2 separate regions of the Homo sapiens genome follow, and region 1 is linked to region 2. The links are chromatin loops, found by intact Hi-C in ENCODE. Cell type or tissue: MCF 10A. All regions are shown on one strand.

Region 1 (8,000 bases), 160 kb after region 2:
TGATCTAAAAAGTCAGCAAAATGTGAATATAAAATTGCATCAAACTCCAAAACAAATCTGAGGCTGATATGCTGAATGGCATTTTACTTTTAATACAGCTCTGATTCATGAGCCTGACAACTTTTTGAGGAATTAAACATGATCGTCAGAGCTGGGTAAGAATTTGCAGATCGTGTGGTCTGACCCCATTACTTTATAGCTGTGAAAATTGCCTGATTTCTTTCATACTCCTGAGCACTGCCTGACATTAAATGGTCAGAAGGAAACCCTGGGAGGTAGCCTCTCACCAGCTTGACACCAGTGTTAGAGCACTGCCCTGTTCCGCTAGACCTGTGGGGAGCAGGGACCACCAGGGAGCATGTGAGTGGGGCATATTATCCATGGATGATTAACTAGATCAGTTCAAGCACAACATTAATGATGCCAATGTCGTGGCTCTAAGTCTCATGAGCTAATTGACATCAGTTATATCATTTTGTCATGGATGATATTATTACTATTCTCTATTCATTTTTCTGTCAAAAATACTTGCTATGGGTCACAACAGGCAAGAGAATATGGCTGATTCAGTACAACTTTATGCCATTGCTCAAAATAGTAATTACAGTAGAAATCTGTTGATTTTTATCTGCTCTACATCTCATCTCACCTTAAGGAAACAGCAGCCCTTTCCTCAGTGGAACTCCCTTTCTGATGCGTGAAGTCCCATGGCGGGCCACACATCACAGTCCTCTTCACCCACCTGGGTTAACAGGGTGGAAATATCCAATCTTGGCCAAGCAGATTCTCTTTCCTGGGAATTTGGATCCTAATCAGAGACACAGAACTTCTATGCTGTTGCTGCTGAGTCATGCAGTGGTTGTGTCCCATGGTTCCTACTACCCTAGACACATAGTGATGGTCTGTGGGCTCCTATACTGAGATCCCAGCAACTGACCTCAGTCCAGTTCTCCCTGAGGCCAGGTTGCTCAACCCTTCCTTCAGTTTTCTCCCAATACATTCCTGTTTCTCATTTAAGGTGGGTCTTTGTTACTTTCACCCAAAAACCCTAACTGATACAACAACTCAACATGCCCAGTTTTCACTGGTTTTTCAGAGACCTCTTCTCTGTATATGGAAGGAATATTTCTATGTATGAACCATAGCTTATTCATTTATTCATTTAATGAAATGAGAACACACCATATTTTGACATAATTTCAGATGTGTTGAGTTTTTTATCATAAAGCTAACACATGCTTATAAAACTCAATCAATACAGCAATATACGCCAAGCAGAATGCTTGTCTCCAGTAAACTCATCTCTCTTACAGAAATAATCACTGCATTATAGAGTTTGATGTATATTTGAATTACAGTTTGATATACAGAACTTTCTCAAAATGGGATCATACTATAAACTGTTATAAAACTTTGTTTACTTTTAACAACATAACCATAATGTCTTTCCACATCAGTGTCTATAGATCTACTTCACTCTTTGAAATCGCTGCATATCATTTTATAGGTTGTTTTGAATTTAACCATTGCAATGGTTTGAATCTGTACCCCAAAAAGCTTGTGTTGAAAACTCAATCACCATTGTAAAAGTATAAAGGGGTGGAACCTTTAAAACATGATTAGTTCATGAGGGCTTTGCTCTTATGAATGAATTTAATGTTGCTATTGCTGGAGTAGTTTCCTTATAAAAAATAAATTTGGCCCTCTTCTCAATCTTTCTCTTGCCCTCTCTTGCCCTTTCACCATGGGATGATGTAGCAAGAGAAGCCCTCTCCAGATACTGGCCCCTTGATCTTGAACTTTCCAGCCTCCAGAACCATAAGCCAATATATTTCTGTTCATAATAAATTACCCTGTCTGTGGCATTCTGTAATAGCAGTACAAAATGGACTAAGACAAGGATGTTCCTATAGATAGGCATATAAATGTTTCTAACTCTTTGCTAACTCGGCAATGCTACAATTTTAAGACACCTGTGAGCCAGAACTGCTTATGAGCTTTTTGAAGAGGACTGCCCATCTGGAGGAAGAGAAAATAGAGATATCATCAGGAATATTTCCTTGAATCCTGGGAGCAAGGAACAGATTAGATGCTAAGTGACAATGGGCCAGTGCCTGGATATTAGGAAATTACCTGATAAGCTCTTTGCCATCAATCTATATGGGATCACTGGGTTCCCCCACATTTTACTGAAATTCAGGCAAGATTAGGAGTTGCTATCCAGGGTTCCTGCACAACAAATTGGATTAATATTTCAAGTCACATCATGGACACAGAAATGTAGTAACATGACGAGGGTTCCCTCCTACTTGCTAAACCCTTCTTCTGCCAACATATTCCAAGAGAAAGTGAGCTGCCTGCTAACACAGAAAGGAGCTTCCCACAGGGGCTATTCAAGAGCTGAGGCCCTGGATAAAGATTGAGAAAGCTCGAACCCTAGAAGAAGGAGGAGAAAGCCTGGAACAAAGTAACCGCAAGGTCAGGTGGTGTTAGTGTTCTCATGGGTGAGGCTGTGTTGACAGAAAGTTACACATGGTACCTCTGACTCCAGGAGTGCCAGCAAAGGAGGTCACAGAACACATCCAGTGGCAGCCCAGGGATAGCACCATTATGCACCTTCCTGTGGCCAGAGCCACAGATGCTATCAACAGGGGTCAGGTCATGAGCTCCATGAGGACAATGACCCCATTTTAATCGTTTCACTAAACCCAGAGATGAATTATTGTTAAGTGGTTGTTCAGTTGAATGTAAATAACAAAAGCAGCTCAGCCTTGGTCTACAAGCATCACTAGCCCCATGCACAATACCATGCTCCGGAGAGCCAGGGGTTATACAAATGAAATTGGTGAGAAAAAGTGGCCACCGATGGGGAAGCTTGGTCGGGGCAGAGCTCGGCTTAGGTTTATTTGCTCAAAGCAGAGGCAAGGCATGGGAGAGTAGGGGTACTTGTTGTCAGCCAGAACCTGAAATCCTGGGCTCCGCTGAAGAATTAAAGGAGGGCAAATGAGAAGGGGCAAGGCTTGACCTCGTCTCAGATGAACACACTCACACTTCCAGCATTATGGCTGCTCAGAAGCATCAAAAATGGAATTAATTTTCCTCTGGGAAATCTCAGCTGATTCTCAACTTACAGGAGAGAGGAGAGATAGCAGACCTGCTTTATAATCCCTCTCAGAAGTTTCTGGATCCCTTTTATTTCTGGTAAATATGTATAAGGAACTAACCAACAATGTTAGCTAAACAACAAATGGATAGGAAAAGAAAGTTCCAGAAAGTTTTAAATTGTAGAAGTTGATGTTCAGATTGCTGTCTTCCATACTTGGTGCAAATTTTCCTGAAGTAGCCAGTTAATACATAGGGCTCAGAGAACGGAAAGATGACAACTATTTTATCAGCAGCTCTTCAAATTGCCACAACTTTCCCCAAAAGCAGTGTTTATTACTATTCTTCTAACTTTTAACTTGACAAAAGACTCTTATATGGGGATCTCAAAGCTCCTAAATAACAGTGATGCTTGACATAAAGACAGTGAAAGGAGAGTTCAAAGCTTTGCACAGATACTCCTTAGTGCTTTCCATATCCCATGATCCTTCTGATGAAATCCCAAAGTCCATAGAGTCTCCAGCCTGTGTTACCACTTCAGGGCCTCTCCATCAACCTCTTACAAATATGAACAAAGCCCCTGGGCCCCCAGGTGACTGATCCACTGTCATATACTAGTTTGGCGCCTGGGCAAACAAAATGTTCCATGGCCAAGAGGACTTCTGTATCTAGTCCAACAACAGTCACACACTGACTGTAGGAGACCTTCCAGCTATACTGGAACCTCTGTCTTTATTCCTTCAGAAGCAGGGTGCACCCACAGGTTTCTGGCAATTTCTTACCCAAGGACCCAGGGCAACCTACACCCACCTACACTCAGGGCCACCTACACCACCTTGTGGTTAATCGTAAGGGAGCATGAAAGAAGAGCACTGCATCCTGCCTGCGATCAGGGCTTGCTTGTATTCCTGCTCTCTGGGACCACTGCCTCAGACCCCTCTACCTGTGGAACCCTGAGCCTCCGGGCCACTGTAACCTTACAGACATAGCTAAGACCACTGAGCCTTGCTATTCTCCTTGGACTTGCCACATTCTACCTACCCCATCTGTCTTATCTTTTCAGTTTTTCGAGTCCTGGATTCTCAGCATATTTGTCTGTCACCTCAGGTAACTACCTGCCTGACTTTGTTAAATTCACCTGAATCCTCAGACTCCCTGGCCTCACACTACTTTTAATCACAGCAGTGTAACCTGGAGAGGTGGAGAGGGATAGAGTGACAGGTGCCTGTCAGCCAACATTAAGAATGTCCCTTGCCCTCGAAGAGTCACTGGGGCTGACACAAACAAGACATAGCAAAATGAATTGGTATAGGCCAGGGTGCCATAGTTGAGGTCCAGCCCAGTTCCTAGTCTGGGGTCCCCTCTTATTCCCATAGCAGGGGACTTTTGATTCTTACCTGGCCCAGGCTTATCTCCATCTGCAGAGCCTATGCTGGAGTAGGAGAGATTTAAAGTATCTCTGCCTAATCAAGAGTCAGAACCAATCACACTCACACTCGCCACTTGTCCAACCTCGGGACCTAAAATTCTGCCTCACTTCCAAAGACCAGTGCCCACTCTGGGTCCTGTTTCTGATATCTGGGACCTGGTCTTCCCTGTATCTTTGCCCATGTCATGCCATTCTGAGTAAACCTTGTCACTCCCTCTCCCAGGACCTGGAATGACCAGGATTCTGGTTAATCAGCTTGTGTTCCTTTAATCCTGAGCCTTTCTTAGAATCAGAGACAAAAAAAGAGAGCCTGGTGTGGGTGTGTTGAGAGGGTGTGAGGTGAGAGTGTAGGTGGCATGATCAATCCTACAGTAATGTGTGCTCCCGGCCCTGTGAGCCTGCTAGCCGCTTTCACAGCTGCTGACTAATACCTTCTCCCAGCCTCATCTTGGGAATATGATCCCTTTCACATGCACTCAGTGAGTGCACTCGCAATGACCCCTTAATTGGAAGTGCCAGGACCTCTGAAAATAACCTAGGGAGAGACAGAGCTAGCCAGCCTGGGATAATGCAGTTTCCTAGCACTTGCCACTGGCTCAGCTTAAACTGACTCCATGTGGAAGATTTGGCTACTGTGCTTTAGAGAAAGTGCCTCAAGTCTTGCTTGTTTTTGACAAATGGGCTCCAGAGTGGCTGGGCCTGATCCTAACATTTGGTTTGCATTACACATACATTGCACAAATCTATCTGCCCTGAGGGAACTGCTCTCTATTTTTAGGGTGGCTTCAATGAGAAGGCAGAAAGAGTGAAGAGAGGAATCACTATTTGGACTCAAACATGGCCAAATTGCTGATACAGCAGATAATACTTGGGGCCGACCTGGTGATCTAGTCATCTTAGAGTTCATGAATCAAGGAAGGAAACGCCTGGGGATAGCCTAGCAGGGAGAACGGAAGTCAGGCTCTCAGAGACAACATAAGGAAAATACTAAGCCCGGAAGTTCTAAAGGGGATCATGGTTAATAGAAGGTGAAAGTTTTCAGAGTAATTTAAATATGATTCTAATAATGTAATCCCAAACAATCTCAATGATGATTTAAGTGGGGCTGGGACAAGTAATTTGTGTGTGTGTGTGTTTAGTTGATATTTGCTGCATTAAATTCTTAATGTATACCTGATACCGTGCTAAACTCTGTATAAACATTTCCACATTCAATCCTTAAGGCAACTATATTTAGTAGGTACTCTTATTACACCCATTTTACAAATGAGAATACTGAGGTTCACAAGGTTAATTGGCCAAGGTCATACAATTGGTAGATTTCCCAAATCTGGATTTGAAGCTAGACCGTCTGACTCCAGAGCCCGTGCTCTTAACCATTACCTACATGAAAGAGAGGCATAGTCCTGACAGAACAATACCAGGATGCATAAAGCCTTCTAGATTAAGCTAGAAGTTATGAAAATACTAAACAAGTTATATCCAAAACAATACTAACACAGTAAGGATAGGCCTACTTTTTGGAGGCAAATGGTATAGCCCAGGATAGCAAATAGGTTTCAACATGCATAACAATTCCAGTTGACGGGGCAAGGCTACCTGGAGCACAGTGTTACGGAAGTATCTGAGACAGTGTCCAGGCTGAATTGGAAAGAGTGCTGAGGCTGATTACCAAAATCTGTGATGGATGAAGGAGAGGGGAAGGATGGCAGATGTGCTATGTATTTGCCATTCATAACAGAAGTCCACAGGTGTCAGAGAGAGGGAGCAGGATTCCTACAAGAAAACAGGCAAAGGTTGAGATAGATATGTAGCCAGCAACAGAGAGGTCTAAACAGGATGAAAGGTGCCTGCCTAGAAGGTGGCTGCACGTGGCATTGGCAAAGTATGCACGCTGCTGGCTCTCCCAGCTTGCTCTTCAGCAGTCACCAGTCAGGTATCCAAGAGTAACTAGGAAAGACAGTATTCAGGAAAGAAATCAGGCAGTGACTCTGGGACTTGATATGTGGTCTCAAAAAAGCAAGAGCCAAAGGCTTGGTCCCTAGAGGACAAATCAGAGTGAGGTCAGCAACAAGGCTGAGGAACGCTGACAAGTGATGGATTTTGGGTCTGCAGATGTCTCTCCACGCAGGGTCTGAAATGGTTTTAGAATACAGAGAGGGGCTGAGCCAGCCAATAGGAATTAAGTGGCCTTGTTTGTTTGTGAAGCTTGAGAAAGGACAAGGCAGGAAGCAGTATGTCCTCACACCCACCCTATGAATAGAGAATGAGGGAGAACTGGTTTGGCAATCAGTCAAGGGAAAAAGGCTGGGAGGCTTTTGGTTGACCACTAACTTAAAAAGAAACAACAGCTAACAGGGCTGCTACGAAAGTAAATACAATCTGCACCAGCCCCAGTGTGGTGTCCAGATCAAGGGGAAAGAATACGTATTTTGCATTTGTAAAACCACATCTGGGGAATTGTGCCTAGGTCTGGACAGCCCACATTAAGGGGGCTGGGGCAAACTACAGAGGATAGCGTGATCTTAGACAAGGTGCAGTTGTAGTGACTGAAGCTGGGTTTTGTTTTTGTTTTCTGGTCCAGAGAACCTTTGAGGAACATGTTAGCTTCTTCTAGCCAAGGGGCTGACCTTTGGAGCAAGGATTTGACTTATTCATAGTAACTCCTGAGGGAAGTAGAACCAGTGGGTGACAGTTACAGGGAGACTAATTTTATGCAATAAATGAGGATATTTCCAACAATTAAGACAGCTTTCCCCTAGATTATTTCCCCACGGGCTACTCTCCAGCTGAATGCTAATAGCCATGGGTAAGTCTGGGGATCTTAGAGTTAGTCAAAGTAAGCAGGTTTCTTCATTGCTGGATTCGTCAAATCCTTTAATGTGTTAGTATGCTTTAAATTTCTCCAAGAAGCTGTCCCAAACTTAACTGACCACAGAATCAAACTCTTCTTTTATTTATTAATTTAGTTTTCATGACTCATCTCTTAATGTCTCCTGAAGCAAGTCCTCTGTGAAATACCCTTGAGAATGTTAGACTAAAGTCATCCATCCTATAAGGAAATGGGTCACTTTGTGAAGAAAGTGAGAGACCTGTCCCAATTTGAGCGGGTGTCCTTCAAACTCTATCTGAGAAAAGATTGTAGAAGAAATTGCTTCATAGAGAAGAAGTTTGCATTAGATGACTCTTGATTCCATTGCCTACTTTAATGACATTTGTGCCACAAACAAACATTTCCAAAGGAGGCTGAGTTAATTTCAACCTTAACAGATCCCTAAAATGATATAGCGGTCACATGTGAGAATATTCAGCTAGTAACACCTCCTGAGATTGTATAGGCCTAGCAAGAGTGTGTTTTTGGTATATGTGGGTTTGTAATGTTTTATAGGGCTAGTGCTGCCCCCAACAAAATGCCTTACCAAACTTACAGAACCTTCCGGGAGTCCTTCATGTTCATCTCAAGTTGATT
Region 2 (8,000 bases):
TACTACCAACTAGAGAATAAAGAGAGTCACCAATGGTGATTTCGTAGCCATCAGTGGTGGCCTCTTTGATAAACACCTATAACACCTATAAACCAATTTAGCCCTATTTACACAATGTCTTCTACCATACATTACTTGTTTGGGATTATTATCTCTTCTGTAAGCTCCTTGCAGGGAGAGACTTTATCTTAAACACTACTTCTATATCCCCTTCCCAACCCTTTACCTAAAAAATGAACATGCTGAGTGCATACTTATTAATTGACAGGTGTCATATAATAGATATTTTCCACAGCAATTAGGAGAAAATAAGGTGTGGGTAAAGTAAGCTAAATGGAGATATCATTATGTACAACACAATAAGGCACAAGACCATAAAAGTGACTTTGAAATAACATGTTCAGAAACAGCAAATCAGTTTATACAGCATAATCATTTTCAGAAGGTACTCACAACAAAATTTATCATACTATTATTGCTTAGCTTTAAAATCCTTTTTTGTGTGTTCTTACATGAGAAGCTGCATTTTGTGCTATTCCTTAATGCATATTTCTATAATTATATCTCATGTCTTTATGAAGTACCTTATTCATACAAGTATGAGAAAAGCTATACTATTCAAAATCTAAAAGAAAATAAAAACAATGTATTTTTCCACTCCTCCTGGGTTAACACATACAGTAATTTGCTAATAAAAACAAAGGTTATCATCTGTCATACTTTTCATTCACACTCTTGAATGACAGGCATTTTTTTAATGTTCCTGTTAGAAAAATTCTGTGCCAACTCGGCTTTAAAACCAACTCAAACCAAAATATCCATCTTTTTCTCTGAACTTGTTCAATCTCTCAATCAAAATTATGTATCAATTATATTTTCTAAAATAGTTATGATGCAAATGAAGTTCTAATTTATGATAGCAGCAGCCTTACACTATCTTTCCCATTTAAATGCACGGCGCTAGGGAAGACAAAAGCATACTCTGAAACATCTTCACAGGTCCTCTAACAATGGTCTCTTAGTAGAATTTCTTCTCTCTTTGTATAGTTATATTAAATTTCTGTGCTTCCCTCCTAAGATGAAATCATCTGTTTATACCCCTCCAACAACTCAGAAGTGAGCTTGTATCCTTTCTCTCATGCCTTTTGTCTAAGAACACCAAAGCGCTTCGTTATTTTATTTTACCAACCCCATGAAGTCAGTGGTATATCAAAAGCTGGACGGCTGATGAGATAACTAGACAGAGAGCTCTGGACAGCTGACCAAAACTTAGTACCCCTCTAGGTCCTTAAAATCAGTCGGAAAATCAGCCAAGCCCTATTTACAGGTCTTGAGTGTTTTAAACAAAAACAAAAACAAGAAAACCTTCCCACAAAGGAACTTGCACACACACACACAACTGTACTTTTCAGAAGGTGGAAATACAAGGGATCTTGTTCTTTTCGTTTTTCAAGAGTTTAAAAGCCCGGCACATCTGCATCTTGATAACAGCTCCAGAGGGCAATCTGATCAAAGACACAGAAAATCCCTCCTTTAAAGATGTGCACCTTGTGACACTCCAAGGAGGAGAGATATTTAAAGTAAAACCTGCCCTGCATCATTATCACTGACTTAAGGAAGAGATTAAAAAGCCCTTGGCTTCATGTGGCTTTTCAACATTTTGCTGTAACCCCAGGGCCATAGATGCTGTTCGTGAAATTCTTCTACTCATCCCTACTAAGAGTGTCACAGCAGTATAAACTCATACACAAACACGCACACATCTCCACTTCCATTCCCATCCTTCTCGCTTTGGTGCCCATGACCCAAAATGTGGACACAATGTTACAAAAAGCAAAGTCATGGGGCAATGCGGGGGGAGGAGGGGAGAGTGCAAAGGATTGAAAGATCCAGAAAAGCAAGAGTGTGAGAGGTAGCCGGCTCGTCTGCTATTGTAAAGCAAGCATTCATTCGGGTGGGGGCACAGAATGCAGAGGTAGAAATAAAGCAATCCTGACTGCCCACTCTGCCATCCCATTCTGCTTCTCTGCCCTCCATCACCCCATCCGCCCCTGGAGGACCACCTCCGAGCGAGAGGGCGCCACTTACGGTTCCCTACCCTCACCCTTGAGGGGAAACAAGCGAAATGGGGTTGGAATGAAGAATAGGGCTGAGCAGTGGGTGAGGGTCACGCCGGGCTCCAGGTGGAGACCCTGCCGCGGGTGGCCGCGCCGAGGCACGGGGGACGGCCCAAGCGCGGGTGAAGTGGGGATCAGAGGAGGGTCTCGCCCCCACTGCTCCCGAGGGAGGCTCCGGTTACTCACATTTTCCGTGTCCCGCTCGTTCACCGTCGGCAATGGCGTCCGGGCCGACATTTTGTGCGGGCAGCGGGGTCTGGCCGGGGTCTCGCCGGCCGGGCTGTGGTGCGGGCCCCGGGGGGCGACAGGAAAGGGGTGCGGACGCGAGCACAAGGCCGGGGCGAGCGGCTCCCGCAGGCCGCGGGGCGGTGCAACAAGCGGCCCCGGCGGGGGAAAGAGGGAAGAGGACGCGGAGGAAGAGGAGGGGGAGCCGCTTCCCGCGGCGGCGCCGCCGGGGTATGCGGACAGTAACGAGGGAGGGCTTCGGGCGAGGCGGTTGCCCGGCGCTGGCGGGGCGGCGAGGCTGGCAGGATGAGGCGTGGAAGGGGAGCCGGGAGGCGGTGGCGAGCCCCGCTAGGCTCTCCGGACCATGGGTGAAGGTGAAGCCGGTGCCTCAAATCACTGCCTGGCTCGTCCTGGCGAGCGCCTGGGCGTCAGGAACCGCGGCCCTGACAGCGTCACCCGCGCCGCGCCCCGTTCTCCGCCTCAGGTGTACGGCGCCGCCCGACCCAGCCGCATCCACGCGCCCGGGGCCCAGCGGCGGCGGCGCCCGATCCCCCGGCGCGAATGTCTCGGCTCGGTCCGCGCGGTCACAGCCACCGCCGCCGCCGCGCCTCAGTCAGGAGGAGCGGCCCGAGCCGGCTGCGCGCGGAGCAGCGGGCGCGGCACGCAGCGCCCAGAGGCACTTGGCGGCCGCCGCCGGGTGGGCGGGCGCCAGCCGAGGGGGCCTCTCCATTCATTCCCTCATTAGGGATGCGGGGCCGCCTCCTCCTCCTCCTCCTCCTCCTTTTTCTCCTCCTCCTCCTCCCGCGCTCTCTTGCCCGCCTGTCCCTGTGTTTATTTTTGTTTCGTGCCCCACCCGCAGAGTTTACGGTCGTCTAAGAGCCTCTGGTGGTTTTATTTTTATTCGTGTTTGGTTTTTGCCGGGTTGAGGGTGAGAGAGAGCTGATGTGAATCAGTGGCTTTTTTTTTTCTTTTTCTTTCTTTCTGTTTTTGTTTGTTTGTTTGTTTGTTTGTCCGTTTCATTGGAGAAGAATTGGATTCAATCCTACCCTGGATCCTACCCCTCCTTTTCTCCTACCTCGGGACTTTTACCATTCTTAAATTCTACTCCTCCTCCCCCGTTTCCACGCTTTCTCAATCCCTATCCTCGCCTGAGCCCTCTGTCAGTCTCCTTCTCTAGGGAGCCGTTAGGTTCAGGGTCACCCTCAGAGTTTGGCAAAAAGCACAGAAGCCCCTAGAAGCGCCAGCAGCCTAGGGAGGCGGCTGGAGACTCAGTACAAGTGGGTCTCAGCCCCCGACGGCGCGGCCTCTTCGGGAATGGGGCCGGCGGAAGACGTCTCGCTCTGGGCGCCCTGCAGCACCCTCGGAGTGGGTGAGACCCGCGAGTCACAACATCTACACTGGCTGATCGTCACTTCCTGGGACACAAGGAAGTGTCACTTAGGCGAGCCTGTTTAGGGAGGATGGAGAGCTGTGTCTGATTTGGGCCCTGTCCTCCCTCTTCCAGGTGGCTTCCTCACACTTCCACCCACCTGCCTCAAGACATCCTGTAGGCACCCGCGTCTGTAGTGCATTGTCCAGGACCCATTCGCCTTTTATAAGCAAGGCTGCATTTTTTTTTAATCTCATTTGAGAGCTTACATTTTGCACATTCAGCCTGTAGAACGAAAACCTTATCGTCTCTCTATTCTTCTTTGCAACATTTCTTTTTCACTTCCTTTCATGGATGGGCAGGAAGACAAAAGGAATGAAAGATAGGAGCGGATACATTGATTTTCTGAGCTGCTTCAGTATGCCTCCAGTGGAATTCTTATAATGGTGGGAAATTTCTCGTCTCTTCTGAATTTCCTCCATTTGAAAGAAGAATCCCTGAACCAGATGGTTTTTATCCTGACTCATTAAAGGTTGTTTCTGAAAAGTTAACACTTGACCCTTGAAGCATGGGTCCAAAAGACCTGAAAATAGCAAACACAAAAATCCTTTGAGGAAAGAAGCAATTCTCACCCAGTCTATATTCACTTCTAGAACACCATCTGTGTACTTATTTCTTTAGCATTTTCTCTTGTAACCACTTACCAATTTCACAAAGCAAATGAAAAAAAAAAAAAAAACAAGATCCCTTTGGTGGTCATCACCACTTCTCAAACAGAATTTAGGCAGCGGAACTGCAATGCTGCCTCCTGAACTATGATGTGTTACTGAGAATGTCAAGCATTTACGTGCCCTCTGCAGAAAATCCTGAATCACCAAGATACATTGAAGTTGCAAGGGCATAATCCTGTATTTTTCTGGTTATTTTCTGGTTAACTATTGCGACGGCTGCCTGTAGGGGCTGCCATCACAGTGTCAGCGGCATCACTGACTGCTGCAGCCACACAAGGGTACCTAGTGTTGCAATAGTACCTGAGTTAACCTAGCAATAAACAAGTAGCTGTGAAAAGGCGTTCAGCCCCATTGGAATATGAATCATTCCTTCAGCTGGTAGTATGTATTTTGCTCTTTAAAGTATACTCACATATTTTTCTATCTTTATAATCGTGGTGACCCTGACAGGCATATTTATTTCCATTTTACAAAATTCCACTAAGTTAACTTGTTCAAGATCACAGATGCACCAGGTTAATAAGATACAGAAGAAGATAACTGAAATATGTGGTGCTGTTCAATCTTGCACCAGTCACAAAAACCATAGGTTCACCCCATAAGATATAATGGCTAATTCGAGACAGAGCTTAAAGGAGAGCCCCAGATTCTGGCACAGTGGCTTCCACAGATTTTAAAGTGTCTGTTAAAAGCCATGGACAAATCCCTTAGCTATATTTGCTACACAATGCTCACTATTTCACATATTGAAATTTACGGAATATCACATAATAATAGGAAGGGATATTTATTGTTTAAGTCAATCCCCAAGAACACTTCTAACAGTGAAACTACATTCAAAGAGAGTCATTACTAGGTAGCTCGAATCCATAATTCTAGCTAGCCAAATTGTTTTTTTGGATAGAACAATTCTATCCAAAAGAAAATGCCATTCAAATAATCCTTATTAATACCTAACAATTTTAAGCTTGGTATGTAGTGAAAACTAAGTGAAAATGCACTTTGCCCAGGTTAAAAAAAAAGTCACTATGTTTTTCAAAAGGAAATACTGTCTGTCCCTATATGAGCTCTTCTCCCCTTAAAATGGCATTAGTAGATCCTTAAACATGGGAGAGGAAAAAAAAATGACATGAGGCATTATTGTGATGGAGTCAATACTGTTTAACCCTAGTCCTTAGAAATGAAAATGCTCATGAGCAAAATTTTTTTGTGTTACTATATATAGCTTCTGTGTCTGTGACTATGGAGAAATGACAAAGGGAATATTTTAAGGCTTTGAGTAATTTTTTTTTGGGTTATTAACCAAATGTGGCATGTTCAATTCACAGGTTCCTAACTTAATGTGTTAGGGTAATGAAAGTTTTGGAAGAAAATTGAAGTACTGACAAAACAAAAGGGAAATAAAGATCTAAAAGGTGCTAAACCTACAGTGAAAAGTGGGAAAAGAGCATTGCCTACCGTCAGCCCTATGGAGTAGAATTTTTTAGAACTACCGGGTCCAGTACCAGTTACATGTGACTACTGAGCTCTTGACATGTTGCTTGAATTTTTAATTTGACTCAATTTCAAATAATTTACACTTAAAAACCGATTTGATTCAGTGACTGAAAAAATTGTGTTATGTTTGAAAGTATGTTAAGTATATGAATCTACTTTTTCAACTGTAAATTTTCTGAAATCTATATACCGATTAAGTATTTCTCATGGAAATGTATTACCTGAATTGGGATGTGCTATAAATATAAAATGCACACCACATTTTCAAATAGTAGGAAAAAAAAGAGAGTAAGATGTCTCTTTATAAATATTATAACCATTTCATATTGAAATGCCAATATTTTAATATATTAGGTTAAATAAAATATATTATTAAATCATTTTCAACTGTTTCTTTTTTACTTTTTCAAATGCAGATCCTAAAAAATATAAACTTACATATGTGGTTTACATTACATTATCTCTCTGTTGGACAGTACTTCTCCATATGGTCAAAGCTGAGAATAAAAAGGCTTAGTTGCTTAAGAATCAAAGGCCTTGATTATAAGCTATTAATAATTCATTCTGTGGTAGAGTGGCACCCAATAAATGCTTGTTGGGCACCATTCTACCACATGCCATGCTGTGCTGTTCTAGGGGAATATTCTTCACCTAATAGTTAGCGGCAGTCAGTCTTACGCATTCTTTTTAAAGAGCAAAGTGGAAAACATGTTGAATTCATACAAATGAGCATTAACAGATTGCAGTCATTTGTAAACAAAGAATTTATCAAATGTGACAGATTCAGCAGATTAATAGTAAACTCTTAAAACTGCACATGTCTTTATATCATGTGCTTTAGATGTATCCAATGTCTGATAGACTTGGCCAGTCAATAATTATTTGCATACTTTGTTTTAGGTACTACAAGGCTATTTACAATCTTTCATTTAGCCACACAGGAAAACTACAGGATAGACAGTTCGGTAAGGTAACAAAGAGCAGTCTCAGCTAAAGAGAAACAAGGTTAATGTCCATCAGGAAAGAATAATCAGTCCTTGTCACAAATAAACTGGGTCCTGATTGCCTGCCTGTCTGGCAAGGTGAATTTTTATTGTGTCAACATTCACTACTTAAAATATAGAATCACTGAAATGGACAAGATCCTCAAAAGAAACGATATATCGTATTTTTAAAACTGCTTAAAGCTGTTGCCTTTTACATTGTATATATTGTCATAGAAGGACTGAAAAGTCCTTGTGATAATTTAACTTATACTTGTCTTCATAGCCATCAGCATATACATAAACTGTCAGACCCAGCAAGGGTCAGCTCAATGCTTTTTTTGGTTATGCCACTCCACACCTCACAAACATAACCTCCAAGAGTTGTTTACTCTTCTGTTTCCCACAAGCACTGTAGGTTCAGCGATGTTCGTTTTCTTGGAATTCCCCGAACACACCATATTGCTTGACTCCTCCGTGCATTTGTGTCATCTGTTCTGTCTTCCTGGAATGTCCTCTCCTCTTTTCTGCCTGATGGCCTCAGAGTTGGTCTTTAAAAACCTTCCTTTAGAAACCTATCCTGACACCACTGTTTCTCCCCACACCCACAGTTAATTAATCACTCCCTGTGCACTACCTCTGTACCTTGGACATACCTCTACTGTTGCTCTCCTTGCACTGTGTACCTGGCTGGTCCCCTATCCACCTGTGCACTAGGAAAAGGAAGGGAATATGTCTTATTTATTTTTGCCTAGAACCTAGCACAGTGCTTAGCAATTAGTAGATGCCCAATTTCCTAAATGACTTTTATTGACTTGTATGTTCTCCTGAACTTTCACATTCTTTTAAATTTCTAAGAAGCATCATTGAAAATATAGGAGAATTGAAAATATAGGAGGATAATTAAAGTCTACAACTGGGGGATATAAGAGTTTACATAGTATGCAAAGTATCTTCCCAGTAAATGTTATTGACTGGGTAGCAAAGTGACTCTATTCTGTCTCCTACAGATTACCATAGTGCCACTAATTTTACTGCTCTGTGATTTTACTGTAATTATTCATTTTTATCCATACAT

What was found. Peaks named below come from ENCODE experiments on the same cell type or tissue, not always from the same donor. Only the 100,000 strongest peaks of a DNase experiment are listed, where the experiment ranks them.
Region 1: a loop joins it to region 2, with 5 times the contacts of the local background. A loop is called at or near these places in 7 of 110 quality-filtered maps.

The regions. Positions count from the first base shown.
Region 1 is chr1:220,367,511-220,375,510 of GRCh38, reverse strand. No RefSeq gene overlaps it. Among named protein-coding and RNA genes, the nearest start is that of RAB3GAP2, 99 kb to the right of the region's middle. In MCF 10A, no CTCF peak of the experiment used is centred here; DNase peaks (open chromatin) are centred at 4,970 and 5,270.
Region 2 is chr1:220,523,177-220,531,176 of GRCh38, reverse strand. It overlaps MARK1 (microtubule affinity regulating kinase 1), which reads right to left and starts at 3,041. Exons shown (of 18, transcript NM_018650.5): 1 at 2,304-3,041. The coding sequence starts at 2,354. RefSeq lists a silencer at 2,678-2,977. In MCF 10A, a CTCF peak has its summit at 4,692; DNase peaks (open chromatin) are centred at 2,716, 3,086 and 4,706.